Regions from separate parts of the Mus musculus genome. Here region 1 is linked to region 2. A link is a contact called in ENCODE Hi-C or POLR2A ChIA-PET data. All regions are on one chromosome and are shown on one strand. Each heading gives the region's core, a stretch centred on a gene start or an enhancer-like site at or near the end of the contact. The rest is flanking DNA. Distances are from core to core; before and after follow the strand shown. Region 1 has its middle 100 kb from the start of Phactr1. Region 2 has its middle 130 kb from the start of Gm32833.

What was found. Hi-C counts contacts between places; a loop is a spot of excess contacts on that map. ChIA-PET counts read pairs that join two places held with the same protein, here RNA polymerase II (POLR2A).
Region 1: a loop to region 2 is called in a map of heart, with 2.1 times the contacts of the local background. The contact joins two enhancer-like sites. A Hi-C loop is called at or near these places in 1 of 37 maps with a recorded cell type or tissue (heart). POLR2A ChIA-PET finds 5 or more read pairs at or near these places in 1 of 5 experiments (Patski).

Annotation. Positions count from the first base shown.
Region 1 is chr13:42,572,585-42,579,081 of GRCm38, forward strand. No RefSeq gene overlaps it. Among named protein-coding and RNA genes, the nearest start is that of Phactr1, 100 kb to the right of the region's middle. Within about 2 kb of position 3,314, at least 1 of the 3 ENCODE cell types and tissues checked has a DNase peak (open chromatin) inside an H3K27ac peak, as active enhancers do.
Region 2 is chr13:42,534,684-42,541,318 of GRCm38, forward strand. No RefSeq gene overlaps it. Among named protein-coding and RNA genes, the nearest start is that of Gm32833, 130 kb to the left of the region's middle. Within about 2 kb of position 2,050, at least 1 of the 3 ENCODE cell types and tissues checked has a DNase peak (open chromatin) inside an H3K27ac peak, as active enhancers do.

The sequences.
Region 1 (6,497 bases), core at 2,064-4,563, 39 kb after region 2:
TTATCACAGCGGTAGGGTTTGAGGTCCATAAAAATAAAAATAAGATATTGTGTGTGTGTGTGTGTACATATATACACACACACATATATATAATACCATATCTCATGTTTGTGTATATACATATATATACTTACATATATGCATATATACACACATACATGTCACATCTACAATTTCAAACCTTTGATTATACTCTCTCTTTACACTAAATGCTTCAAGCATTGAACTCAGAAATTGAAAACATAAATATGGAAGCCCAAACCACAAAACCACAAGGGAAAAATACCTACCTAGAAATGAAATGCTGAAGAACCGCAATGATTTTAAAATGGAGGACACAAGTAAGGTCCATTAGGAGAGTGAAATAATATCCTACGAAGCAAGAACATGGGGTTATAGTATATTACAATGTACAGATGCAAATAAAATACACATAAGCTAAAATACTTGCCTATCCCTAGGCCTCTTGTAATTAATGAGTTTCAATGAATTAAATTCAAGAAGTTAAAGAAAAGGAGAAAAAGCTACACACACACACACACACACACACACACACACACACACATACACACACACACACAAATCAGCAAAAAGTCCCCAGAAAGAATTACAAAGACAAGGAAAGAGATGCACGGCTCAGAACACAAAGATGCTTATCTTCTTCAAGGAAGAGAGAAATGTATGTAGGCAGGACTGTGAGGGCTCCAATCCACACTCCCCAGACTCAAAACAGCAAAGCGCCAGGCTTCAGCTCATGTCCTGAGGTTGCTGAGTGACGACTGGCGGGAGCCTATATATGTTCAAAACTTTGGCAAACAGGTTTGGACTCCCCAGAATTTTGAATATTCAAAGAATAGGACCTAGCAAGCTTGAGCTTATCATCTAAGAATCTTGAGTATGTGTAACAGGGAAAAAAATCTACCCCCAGATTTCCATCTGAACCCTCCTGTGCACTCTCTCTGAGGTAATCTTATGCTCAGAACAATGGGATGTCTATAAGAAGTGGAAGACGTTAATCTGTACAAAGGGATACCACATAATACCAAAGATTGTGTATAGGTGAGTTGATATAAGGCGACACCTGAAGGAGAGTTTGGGTCAAAAGAAAAGAAGCTTTAGAAAGCACAACTGTAAGGAGGATTTCGTGTATATAAATTCCCACCCAAGTCAAAAGGTAAGTTGGACTTAGACTGCATCTGTGTGTTATAAAAGAAAGCCAGAGACGGAAGGACCTAAAACACACGCCATTGGTTACCTCTGGAGCAGACATCAATACATGCAGCCATCAAAATCTATGAAGTTTCACTAATCCTGTCTATGAAGTTCTGTTTCTAAAACCGAGTGATGGGGATGCAGGATACCAGCTGACTGTCATTCTTCCTGCTTACATTTAAGTCCCTTATAGAACACAAATGAGTTAATTCACACCAACCAACTGCACTCACTGTCTGCTTCCTTTTCAGAGACCATCAAATCCCTTTATTTCTTTGCCTTGTCGACAGTTTGGTAGGAAACGATTTTAAATGTCCCATCTTAAGCTTAATCCAGGGGGAGGATTTGTTTGAAAATGTACAAGAGGATAGAAAGTGAGCAAGGGCCCTGGGATACCCCAGATGGGGCATGGTGTAAAGGGACAGGGTTTTGAGGGACAACAGCTTTGTCAAGATGCCTCTCCCACCAAAACCTCCTGGCTGGCAGGACTGCCCTGTGTGGGAAACCCCACGTCACTCAGCACTTCCTTAGAACATTAGTGGTTCAAGGAGGCTCTGCATAATAGAGTGTTGACCACAAAATAGGAGGAAGTGGGGCACAAAGGGGCGAGGAGTGGAATTCTAGCGCTGGGTTTCCTCCTAAATGTCTTCCCTTATACACGTGTTGATGTTCTCCCTGGTTAAATATTTGAAAAACACATCATAGTTTATTAGGTGTTTTTCCCCCTAAAAGAACAGCCTGTTCTCATCCAAGAAAGAATGACAGCTCTCTCTACTTATTACATGAAAGTGTCAGCTGACTCCCCAAAGCAGCTTGCTTGTCCCCCCCCCCTCTGTCTTACTCTGTCTCTCTGTCTCTTTGTCTGTCTCTGTCTCTCTCTGTCTCTCTGTCTCTCTGTCTCTCTGTCTCTCTCTATCTCTCTTTCTCACAAACACACACACACACACACACACACACACACACACACACACACACAGGATAGGGGGTGAGTGAACCTGTAAAGTAAAACTGGTTCAGAGTAGAAACTGCACAGGAAATTAAAGACAGTAGCTGGCTCTAATGATGCAGAGGATGGACTGCACTGCTGAGCTTTACAGGAACGAAGGGTGATTTCAAAAACGCTGGCAATACTCTATTTTTTAATTGCTGTTTTGTAAACCACCACGTGTAAATGTTTTATTGGCTCTCTTGGATACATCACACTTTTAACAATACTTTTTCTTGTATTATATTTTTACTCTATTTGAAGTTCTTTCTAGGTGCTAAAATGCAGTGCTCTCTGAGGACCCCAAAGGAGCAGGCATCAGAAGCAAGGTGGAATGCCTCTATGCTTTTCAGAGTTCAGGCTTTTAAACATATGCCTTTAGAAGAAATAGTTTGAAAGTGTAGTCTCCGCCTTTTACCTCAGCCTGAAGAAACAGAGTATTTGCTGAGATGCTCTGGACAAACGTTTCTCAGCTAGGGGTGGGGTCTCAGTACTTTCTCCCCTATCCAAGATGGAACTGGCTTGGTCCTGGATAGGTCTTATGTAGTATCTTTAGCTCCTGTGAGTTTGCCTGTGCATCAGAAACACATGTCCACAGACAGCACTCTTCCCCACGGTTTGGCTCTCTCACCCCCAACTTCCATTCTGTCTCTGCCTTGGTGGGCAGAGGTGAAGAGCCATAGAGATGGTCAATCCGTGGCTAAGCACTGATATCCATTTACACTCAGCACTCTGACACTTAAGGCCTCTGCATTAACCACTACCCACTGCAGACACCTTATCAGACCAAGACTGAGAGCATCACAAATCTGGGGCAGGAGGCTCCTAGTCCTCTTAGGCATCCCTAAGCGGAGGAAGCCCCGCCCCAGTCTCTCGCTTGGAGCAAAGTTCTATGGGTAGATTTTTGGTGGGCCATTATCATTATCATTGTTACTGTTAAACTTTTTTGCGTGAGTGGTACGTGTGAGTGTGCGCGAGTGTTCATGTGTAGGTCAGAGGACAGCTTCTGGGTGTCTGATATCAACTTTCCACCTTGTTTGACTTGGGTTCTCTTCATGCAGCTAGTTGGCTGTGAGCTTCTGTGGATTCTCCTGTCGCCACCTCCTATCGCCAGTAGGGGGCGCTGGAACTACAGATGCTTGCGCTTCTCCTTCAGGCTTCAAATTCCACAGCCAGTCTTGACAGACATTTCTGTACAGAGGCAGTCTCCAGCCCTGCTGCTTTGACTCTGGAGAACAAGCCTGGGCTTTCCCTCGCCTTTCTTTTCTTTTTTTTCACACTAGATGAATTTATGGTATATGCGAACTAGTATTTTACAGAGTTGATTTAGGTAGAGACCAGGCAGATTTCCGTAAGAAACTTCCTATCCTTTCATACCACTGAATTTGTGGCCTGTAATTTTTGCTATTTCCCAATATGCGAGTTTGTGGCTTTTTGAATTAGTGGAATGCTGTGATTTATGAGCTTCCCTCTTTCGACCCTCTCAGCTGACTTTATCAGCGTTCTCTAACGGTATTAGCAAGAGAAAATAAACTATTTTTAGGACTGATGATCACACAAAGTTAAAGCCCAATCATCCCAAGCATGTTGCAATTTTCACAAAATTCTCCTGAGGTTGTTTCTTCTACACGTGGTTTCAGCTCAGAAATCATTGTTTCTTAAAACCTTATCCTAAACACAAGACCATAGGATATGGAGCCTGTGCTCCTGAGCGGCTGCTGGAGCTGCTGCAGCCTCCTCCTCCTCCTCCTCCTCCTCCTCCTCCTCCTCCTCCTCCTCCTCCTCCTCCTCCTCCTCCCCCTCCTCCTCTTCCTCCTCCCTCCTCCTTCCTCCTCCCCCTCCTCTTCCTCCTCCCTCCTCCTCCCTCCTCTTCCTCCCCCTCCCCCTCCTCCCTCCTCCTCCTCCTCTCCCCCCTCCTCCTTTTCCTCTTCCTTCTCCTCCTTTCTTTTCTTCAAAATCTTAATTTGGGCATAGCCTTCTGATGGATACTGGTTTGTGAGGGAAAGAGAGAAAAGAAAAACTTAAACAGAAGCAAAAGAAGCAAAGGACCCTCTAACAACCGAAGAACAGGTGGTATAGGGGAGGGTGGCTGTTCACTTTTATTGGTGGGTGAATAGCCCTGGGTAAGATCAGATTAAAAACCAGCTGTACCATCTCTGTGGATCCGACAAAGGGAAAGATGGATCTGGGTGGGAAGGTCTTAGGGAAGGAAGCTTCAAGTGAGCAGGTTTCAGCATCCTTCAAGCACACCCAGCCTGGGTACTTGCCAGTTCCCATAGATTTCCTAAAAGATAAATGGTGGACTCACCAAGATAAAGGTATTTGAAAAAAAAATTGACTTAGAAGGATAGATAGAATGAACGTTCTCTGTTTTGGCACCAGGAACTCCTAAGTATGCCAAAGGACGTCATTTGGGCTGGAGAGATGGCTCAGTGGTTAAGAGCACTGACTGCTCTTCCAGAGGTCCTGAGTTCAATTCCCAGCAACCACATGGTGGCTCACAACCATCTGGAAAGGGATCCGATGCCCCCTTCTGGTGTGTCCAAAGACAGCTCATGAATCCTCATGAATCTCTCCTGTCAACACCAGCTCCAGTGTAGTCACATACATATGACAAAAATAAATCTTTTTTAAAAAATGTTTCAAAGGATGTCATTTAGTTTATTCATGAACAACAGAAAAAGAATGACTTGGCTTCTAAGGAAAAATTAACTCTCTGGTTCTGAGATGGTCACCTTTCCAAATGCTAGAAGAACCACCCAGCGTTATTCAATAACGTTGCAGCATATCCAGGGACGAGCCCTGCAGAATGACTTGCTGAACCTAAGCATAGGCAGAAAGAAACCTACTCTGGTGGCCCCTAGAAATTCCACTGTTGCCTTAGCTTTGCTCTTGATTTAAGATGTCTTTGTTCTGGGTAGGTGGTTCCTCTCATCCTGTTGGTATAAGCCCACAAAGGCAGAATGTCATCACTGGGTGTTAGACTTCCCATGGGTATTTAAAAGCAAAGGAATATTGGCTCAGTGCTGATGATAATAAATGTAACAGAACTGTAGAGAATCCTCACGAATCTCTCCTGTCAACACCAGCTCCAGTAGGGATAAGAAACAAAGGCTCTGCCACAAAGTGGAGGTTTACTGTGCAGTCAGGAAAAGAAGTATGTAATTTGTGCCTTGCACCATGGATGCCCATCAAATGCATGTATGTACTTGGTATGTACTAAAGAAGCATGCCAAGGCCTCATTTCCTTCCCAAATAGTGGGCAAAGTCAGCTGATTCCCAGGAAGGAAAATCTGGCTTTCTCCTTGAGAAGCTAGATGAAGGGATTAACAGAGATGCTGTAAGTGCTGTGGCCATTAGATTGGTGATGGGGGCCATGCTCCGGTAGGAAATGACAGCCTAGCTGAGAGCAAAGACAACTCTTTGACTCTTTTTAAAGCAGAGTCTCAGTATGGAGCCCTGGCTAGCTTAGGGTTCACTAGAGAGGCACAGGCTGGCCTTGAACTCAAGACCTAAGATTTTAGCTGTGTATCACCGTACCAGGTAAAATGACTGTTTCAAAGATGGAGGCAATTGCTGGTAGACATGGGAGAAAGATAGTAAAAATAGATAGCAAAGATGGCCAGAGGCAGAAACCAGGTTGAAAAGAATATACAAAAGAAGGGGAAACTAATTTCAGTGGCTTAATTTTTTTACTTAAATTAGCCTTGGATTTCCTCTAGAAATTAGATTATGGTATTCCATCCCTGGGACAAGCATTTATCAAGTATGTTATATACTCTAACCATTCAAGTCTAGAGATTCAAAACATTGGTAAAATATTGGGATAGCTTCTATCACAGATTGCAGAGTCCAATAAAACGTGGCCAAAATGAACTTTGAAGAATAAGCAAGGACTCACAAGAGATGCCGTAGCCTGGGGCAACACATGGCCATTAATGATTTCCAACTCAAATGGACCCCCACACGGTCCCTGCAGTTCTCCAGAGTGACAAACACCACAGTTTGATCTTTGAACCATTCAACACCACCCTGCAGCTACTCACCGACCAGAGACAAACTACTTTGTATTCCTCAGAAGAAAGAGGCATGGAAATATTCAGTTTATTGCTGTCTTCCCCACCTCACTTCTTGGCTCCCAGGAGAGGGCCTTCGCCCCTCCTCTCTTCAACCACACATATCCAGACCCTTCCAACCTCACTCAAAACTTATGGTCTTTATCTCCATCCTCTTTTGCATATCGATCAGATTTAGTGTGAAGACCTCTGCTCACTGGATTTAGTGTGAAAGCTTAGCTCTT
Region 2 (6,635 bases), core at 800-3,299:
AGCATGCCTAATATATTCTCCAATAGCCAAGAAGACAATGCATTCGAGAACAGAGGATGTGAATGCATTCCGAGAGAGGATGTGAACTATGTGTGTTCACCCTTATGGGCATCTCCAGTCCTCTACTGACGAGCTCAACATAGCTCCCTGGGGTTAGAGAATAATCTAAAACTTCCTGGCCATGGGGAGAAGTGTTTCTTCTCCTTTGTCCCATGAGAGGATTGCCAAGGAGATGTTGTTTAAGAATGTGACATCTATTGGGCTTAATAAATATAAGTTGAAATCTCAGAGCATAGATTGCTAAGAAAATTAATATGTCAGAAAATGGCGACAAATACCTCTCTAGGATATGACTGTCCCAAAGCCTTGACCTCATCAGTAGAAGACACACTTATTTTACAGGTTCATAGGAAATGAAGAGGAGAAGCTGAAGAAAGGTTTTTAAAAAGTAAAAATGTGAATGCTACATATGAAAGTAATGCATGATATAAAAAAAGAACAATTAAATTCCATAATCTGACATGAGCAATAAGTAATGACCGGAACCAGGTTTTAACTTTAAAATGGAAAGCACTCAGAAGGCAAAGGAGGGAGGAGGATGTGTGAAGATAGAGAAAGAAAGAGGGAATGGGGGACCGAGGAAAGACTGATTTAATTATTATTTTTTATTATTGGTTATTTTTTTAGTTACACTTCAATTGTTGTCCCCCCTTCCCTGTTTCCTCTCTGCAAACCCCCTATCCCATCCCCCATTGCCCCTGCCTCTATGAGGATGCTCCCCTACCCACTTCCCCTCACTGCTCCAGCATCTCCCTATGCTGGGGCATCAAACCTCCACAGGACCAACAGCCTCTCCTCCCATTGATGCCCAACAAGGCCATCCTCTGCTGCATATGCAGCTGGAGCCACGGGTCCGTCCATGTGAAATCTTTGGTTGGTGGTTTAGTCCCTGGGAGCTCTTGGGGGGGGGGGATACTGGTTGGTTCATATTGTTGTTCCTCCTATGGGGCTGAAATACCCTTCAGCTTCTTCAGTCCTTCCCCTAACTCTTCCATTGGGGTCCCCATGTTCATTCAGTCTGATGGATGTCTTTGAGCATCCGCATCTGCATTGGTCAGGTTTCTCAGTGCATTTAGTGTGGCTGAGTCTTGGTCCCATGCTTAGCAGCCAGGTTCTTGCCCTATGCCAGTGCTCTGCCTTTGTCATTCATATATGTAGTACTGTTAAGCCACTCCAATAGCAATGCTCAGGGTTTCTTTGGGTGTTTATTTTACAGTGGAAACCATTAAGAAAAGTAACTGATGGAGGAGATATGATGATAAATGCCAATCATTTATTAAGCTCTCAGATCCACTCCACACATGGAATTAATGGGATATCGCTTTATTAGCCTCACAGCACCTGTCTGAGATGGGTTTTATTACCATACTTTTACCTAGAAGAATACAGAAGCTCAGGGAAGTCCTTTACTAAGGCCACCTTATATCCAAGTGACAGCTGGGATTTGAACCCAGGTGTGTCCCTTTCCTAGTCCACTCCACATTAGTGAGATTGGGTGCTCCAGGTGATGAGTCAAGTAGCTTGGACCTGTTTCTTAGGGTGCCGGTCACTCAGTGTATGGACAGATCGTTGTCCATATTATTTTGTGCCTTAGTTTCCCTGTCTTCTTGCTTGCTAGCTAGTTACAAACAGTTTAAATGTAGCACCAACTGCAGTAAATACAGGGCATCTATCTGTCTTCCAAATCCAGTTGGAAAGTAAGGCCAGTCCTTCAGGATCTCTTTCGTTACCATAACAAAACAAAACAACAACAGGCAGGTTAGGACTCCCATTAAAATAGCTGAGAAACCATTACCTGAACTTGGACCATTTTCTCCATTACCAAATGTCTTTGACTATTTTATTCTCATAGAGCCGAGCTCCTATCTAAAACAAAGCATTGCAAACCAACGGGCAAGAGCCAAAATTATCTCCCAGACACTCCAGTCTAGAGTAACCACTTTCTAATGAGCCACTGCTTTCATTAACGGTTTTGCGGTACTGACTCATTCTCCTGGATTCATAAGAGACACAAACATACCACATCATGTTTTTTTTCTACACAGATGCTCTTTTTAGGCTATGTAATAAGTCTCTGGTGAATCTCTGAAAAAAAATTAAATATTTGTCCCAATTTAAAGAAGTTTGCACAGAGCTGTGCAAGAATTAAAAATAACCACATTCGACTCTGCTCCCTGGTGTCAAGGCGGATGCTTTGCAAGAAGGAGCTTGGGGAAATGAAAAGGAACATGAAATGAGTGGTAAGGAAACAGATGTCCAGAGCCTCAGGGACTGGCGGTGCAATTCCTGAGCAAGCTGCAAATTGCAAATGAGTCCAGGAAGGAGATGTGGTGATGTGGGGGAGTGCTATCTTTTGGGTAGGTCCTGTGTCTGTAGGGGTTTCATTCTTTCAATATCAAGTCAGTGATGGCACTGAGAATATATTTGTGTTCCTTGTATTAATGGATGAACCCAGGCTGACCCTGAGAACATGGAAATTCAGAACAACTTGATTCAATATGCACAGAAACTTGGTGAAACATTTTAAGCTTGTGTTCCTAACAACATGCACACATACACACACATCTATATACACATATGTACACATATACACACATAGTGTACACACATGTGTGCACATACACACATACACACACCACCACCACCAACAAAAACAGTAGAAAACCATTTGGAGTTTATTATCCACCTCATACTCCAGGTCACTGAAGCACAGCTATGGACTGATTCCAAAGAAGCATACATGATGAGCTTCTAACTAGAGAGGAAGCACAGTAGCTTCCCTTTTCTTTACCCAGTGAAATATCTCAAAAAGGAGCAATATGAATTACTAAATGGCATAAGTTGTGCAGTCCTGAGACTTGTTGAACACCAAAAACATATGGTTAGGAGTGTAACTATCATTCTGGAAGGTCTTTGAAGCTCAGAATTCATGTGCCACTAGGAGAAAGACAGGGAGGAGGGAAAACATGGGGGATATACCTATGACCCCAAGCCTTTATCTCCATTCACACAAAAAGGTCCCCAAACTCATACACTGTCATACCTGTGGAAATGCTGCATTCAAATTCCTCAGGTTCCCTTCATATTGGTTCACTACACTAAGACTTCAGAAATTCTGGACATTGCAGTTCTTTCCCATTCACAAAGAAGTACCCATTCTCCAATTCTAGATCACAGACACCCTGAGTCTAAAGACGCTTGGAATTAGATGGTTTCTTCTAACAAAATTAGAGGCCAAGAGCAAGAAGAGAAAAATTACTCAATCCAAACTATCCAGCAGAGCAGAACAATGGTTACAGATTGATGCATGCAGGACATTGTCTATTTTTTCCCATTACAACCCAGGATTCATCACCATAGGGCCATGTAATTAGTAGGCACTCAATAAGTACTTGGATGGAAAAAAAAATACTTAACAAGTCCTGAAGAGTCATCCGTTGTTCTTCCTACTACCCAAGTACACATGGTAGATCTCCAGAAAACATCATCAACAACAACCATTTGAGAACTGACTGAGCTCTGAATGCCCCACCTCAAGCCCTGAAATGACCTAATATTTTATCTTGGAATGTTCCACTATGTTTCCAAAAATTCCTAGTATGTAGTGGTGTGGTTTGGCTTACTTGTGTTTTCACAAGCTTGGCTATGTTAAGTCTACTGCCAAAGCTCCGTTGTTAGCCCCATATATCAGATATTTGCCTATGAAAACACATCACCTCTGGTTACTAATTTGGGGTAGTGATTCTCTGGCTTTCTCCTTAACTCATGTCAACTGTGCTAGTTGCACAACTTGTTTACCTTGGTCTGTAGTAAGAGGAGATTTAGCATATCACAAGATCATACACAGGTGAATCTCAGCACATATTGAGTCCTGTACCAAGATGCTTCAGTGCTAGGGACATGGCTCGGTTGGTAAAGTACTTGCTTTCCAAACTAATATCCTGAGTTTGCTTTCTAGAATCCAGCAAAAAGCCAGATGTGGGGACTAGAGAGTTAGTTCTTCAGCTAAGAGTGAGTATTGCTCTTCTTTTAGGGGACCTGAATTTGCCATATCAGGTGGCTCACAATGGCCCATGACCTCCATCTTCAGGAGCAAGGTGGGGAAGTATTATGCCTCTAGCTTCCAAGGCACCACATCCACCCTTATGTGCACATAACCATAACAATACACACACACACACATATATGGAGAGAGAGAGAGAGAGAGAGAGAGAGAGAGAGAGAGAGAGAGAGAGAGAGAGAATAAAGACAGTTAACACACATACACAGAGTTTAAAATGAAAACAATTTTTTTTTATATATAAAGCCAGATGTGGTGGCAGACATCTGTAATCTAGGAGGCAGGTAAATCTTTCCCACACATTTGCTAGGGCTCACCTTTTCAAGGAGATGGACACAGATAACTCATTTTTAAAGGAAAAAAAATCTGATTTCAAACTAGATTTGCAGGTGAGGCCAGTTTTTTTGTTCTGAAGAATTTCAATAAGCGTCCATAAAATATTGGCCTGGGACAGAAATATGATTCACATTACATTCACCTTTTTGTAAAACACACCTGTGCAAATGGGGAAATATTTTTGAGACAACAATGAAGTAGGCAGAAAAACTCATTGTTGTTCCATGTTTTAGGAATGACCCAGGGGTCTGGAACCAGAAGGGCCAAAACCCTTTAGCATGTACACTTTTTCAGATCCTGGGGGCTAAGGACAACCTAATCCCCTGCCTGAAGGACTTCTGCTTGTTCCATAGCAAAGCCAGAGATGAGAGATGGACCATGGAGTCCTGCTATGCTAACTGGGAAAGAATATTTAAACTCATAGAGAGGTGACAAATGCCCTCATCCTAGCCAGCTTTGTATGACATGTAACAAATAGTAACGTCTTGACACTGAGATGTTCATAGGCTGCATTAAAATAATAGCACAAGAGACATTGAAAATAAAATAAGATTTTAAAAAGATACATTAATGTGCTCATGTTCCTTGAATAACAGTGGTGTTATTTCCTAAAGCACGTTATTTTGTAAATAGCACATCTCTGAACTGTATCTAGTACCTATAACTTGTGGAGCATCCTAGCTAAGTTACACAGCACACTGTAGAGTGTCAGTTTTTTATCCTAGTATCAGAGGCTGACTGGGAGCTGAGGTCACTGCTACTGCACACTCTCAGGGGCAAGGATGGAATTGTGTGTGGCTGTTCCAACAACAAAACCAAATCAAACCTTGCGCTATGTTTTGACACCATGGTAAGTAAAAAAAATTACACATCAAGGTTTTGTAAGTCAAGGCCTGTCTCTATATGAAAAATCAGATAAGAATGTCACAGTAGTGGCACAATTAGCGCATGGTACTTCACAATGTGTATTACAATTGGAGACATCCTTGTGACTCTACCTTTCCTGCACTGGAGAAGAGAAAGGAAAATGATGAGTTAGATTATTGGTTATCTCCCTAAAGTATTTGTTTGTATGCCAGAGAGGTACCTAGAAAGACATGTCTTGTAGGTTGTCATAAAAATGGAGCTGTCACACGGGCCTGGACAAGTTGGAGCCAAACAAAGCCCCAGCATTGAGAGAGGAACTGAGCACAAAGTTCCACCCCTAACAATGAAGCTATTCTCAGTTCATAGCTACTGAGAGAACAAAAATCCATTTTCACCAATGGAGTGCCATTGGATGTATCAACCACACTCTATGGCAGGCCCCGTGTGTGTGTGTGTGTGTGTGTGTGTGTGTGTGTGTGTGCGCGCGCGCGCGCGCGTGTGTGTGTGTGTGTGCATGTGCGTATGCATGTGCATGTGCGTGCACTCGAAAGGCCATGGATCCCTGGAGCTGACATTATAGACAGTTGTTAGCCAATCTACTTGGGTGCTGAGAACCAAACTTCAGAACTCTGGAAGAGCAGGAAGCATTCCTATCCTCCAAGTCATCTCTCCAGTACCAGCATTTATATAATATTTTAACAAACTCCCAGGTGATGGTGATGCCATATCTAATAACTGCAGATTTCTATACAGCCAGATTCCTCAAGCCCTCTTCCTAAAGCATCCTTCTGTACGTGTGGGTATCACAGTTGTAATTAAACAGCTCTCCTGAACAAACATGCTGAAGTCCAGAAAAGTTCCTTCTGTAGGTTTAGCCCACAATGACAGATACCAATAACAAAGGTTGGTGAATACTGCTCTTTTATTCCAGGACCACTTACTTATTCACCCTATTCCCTATCTGACCATCTTAGTTTGGGTTTCTAGTGATATGAAGAGACACCATGACTAAAGCAACTCTTATCCAGGGCAACATTTAATTGGGGCTGAATTATAGGTTCAGAGGTTCAGTCCATTATCATCATGGCAGGAAGCATGGCAGTGTCTGAACAGACATGGTGCAGAGAGTCTTGATATGAGACAACTAGGAGAGACTTCCTCTTCCATAGTGAGTGGAACTTGAGCACGAGGCATCCTCAAAGCCTCCCTACATGGTGACACGCTTCCTCCAATAAGGCTACAATTCTTAATAGTAACACTTCCTGTGGGCCAAGTGTATTCAAATCACCACATTGACATACAGATTTCTTCC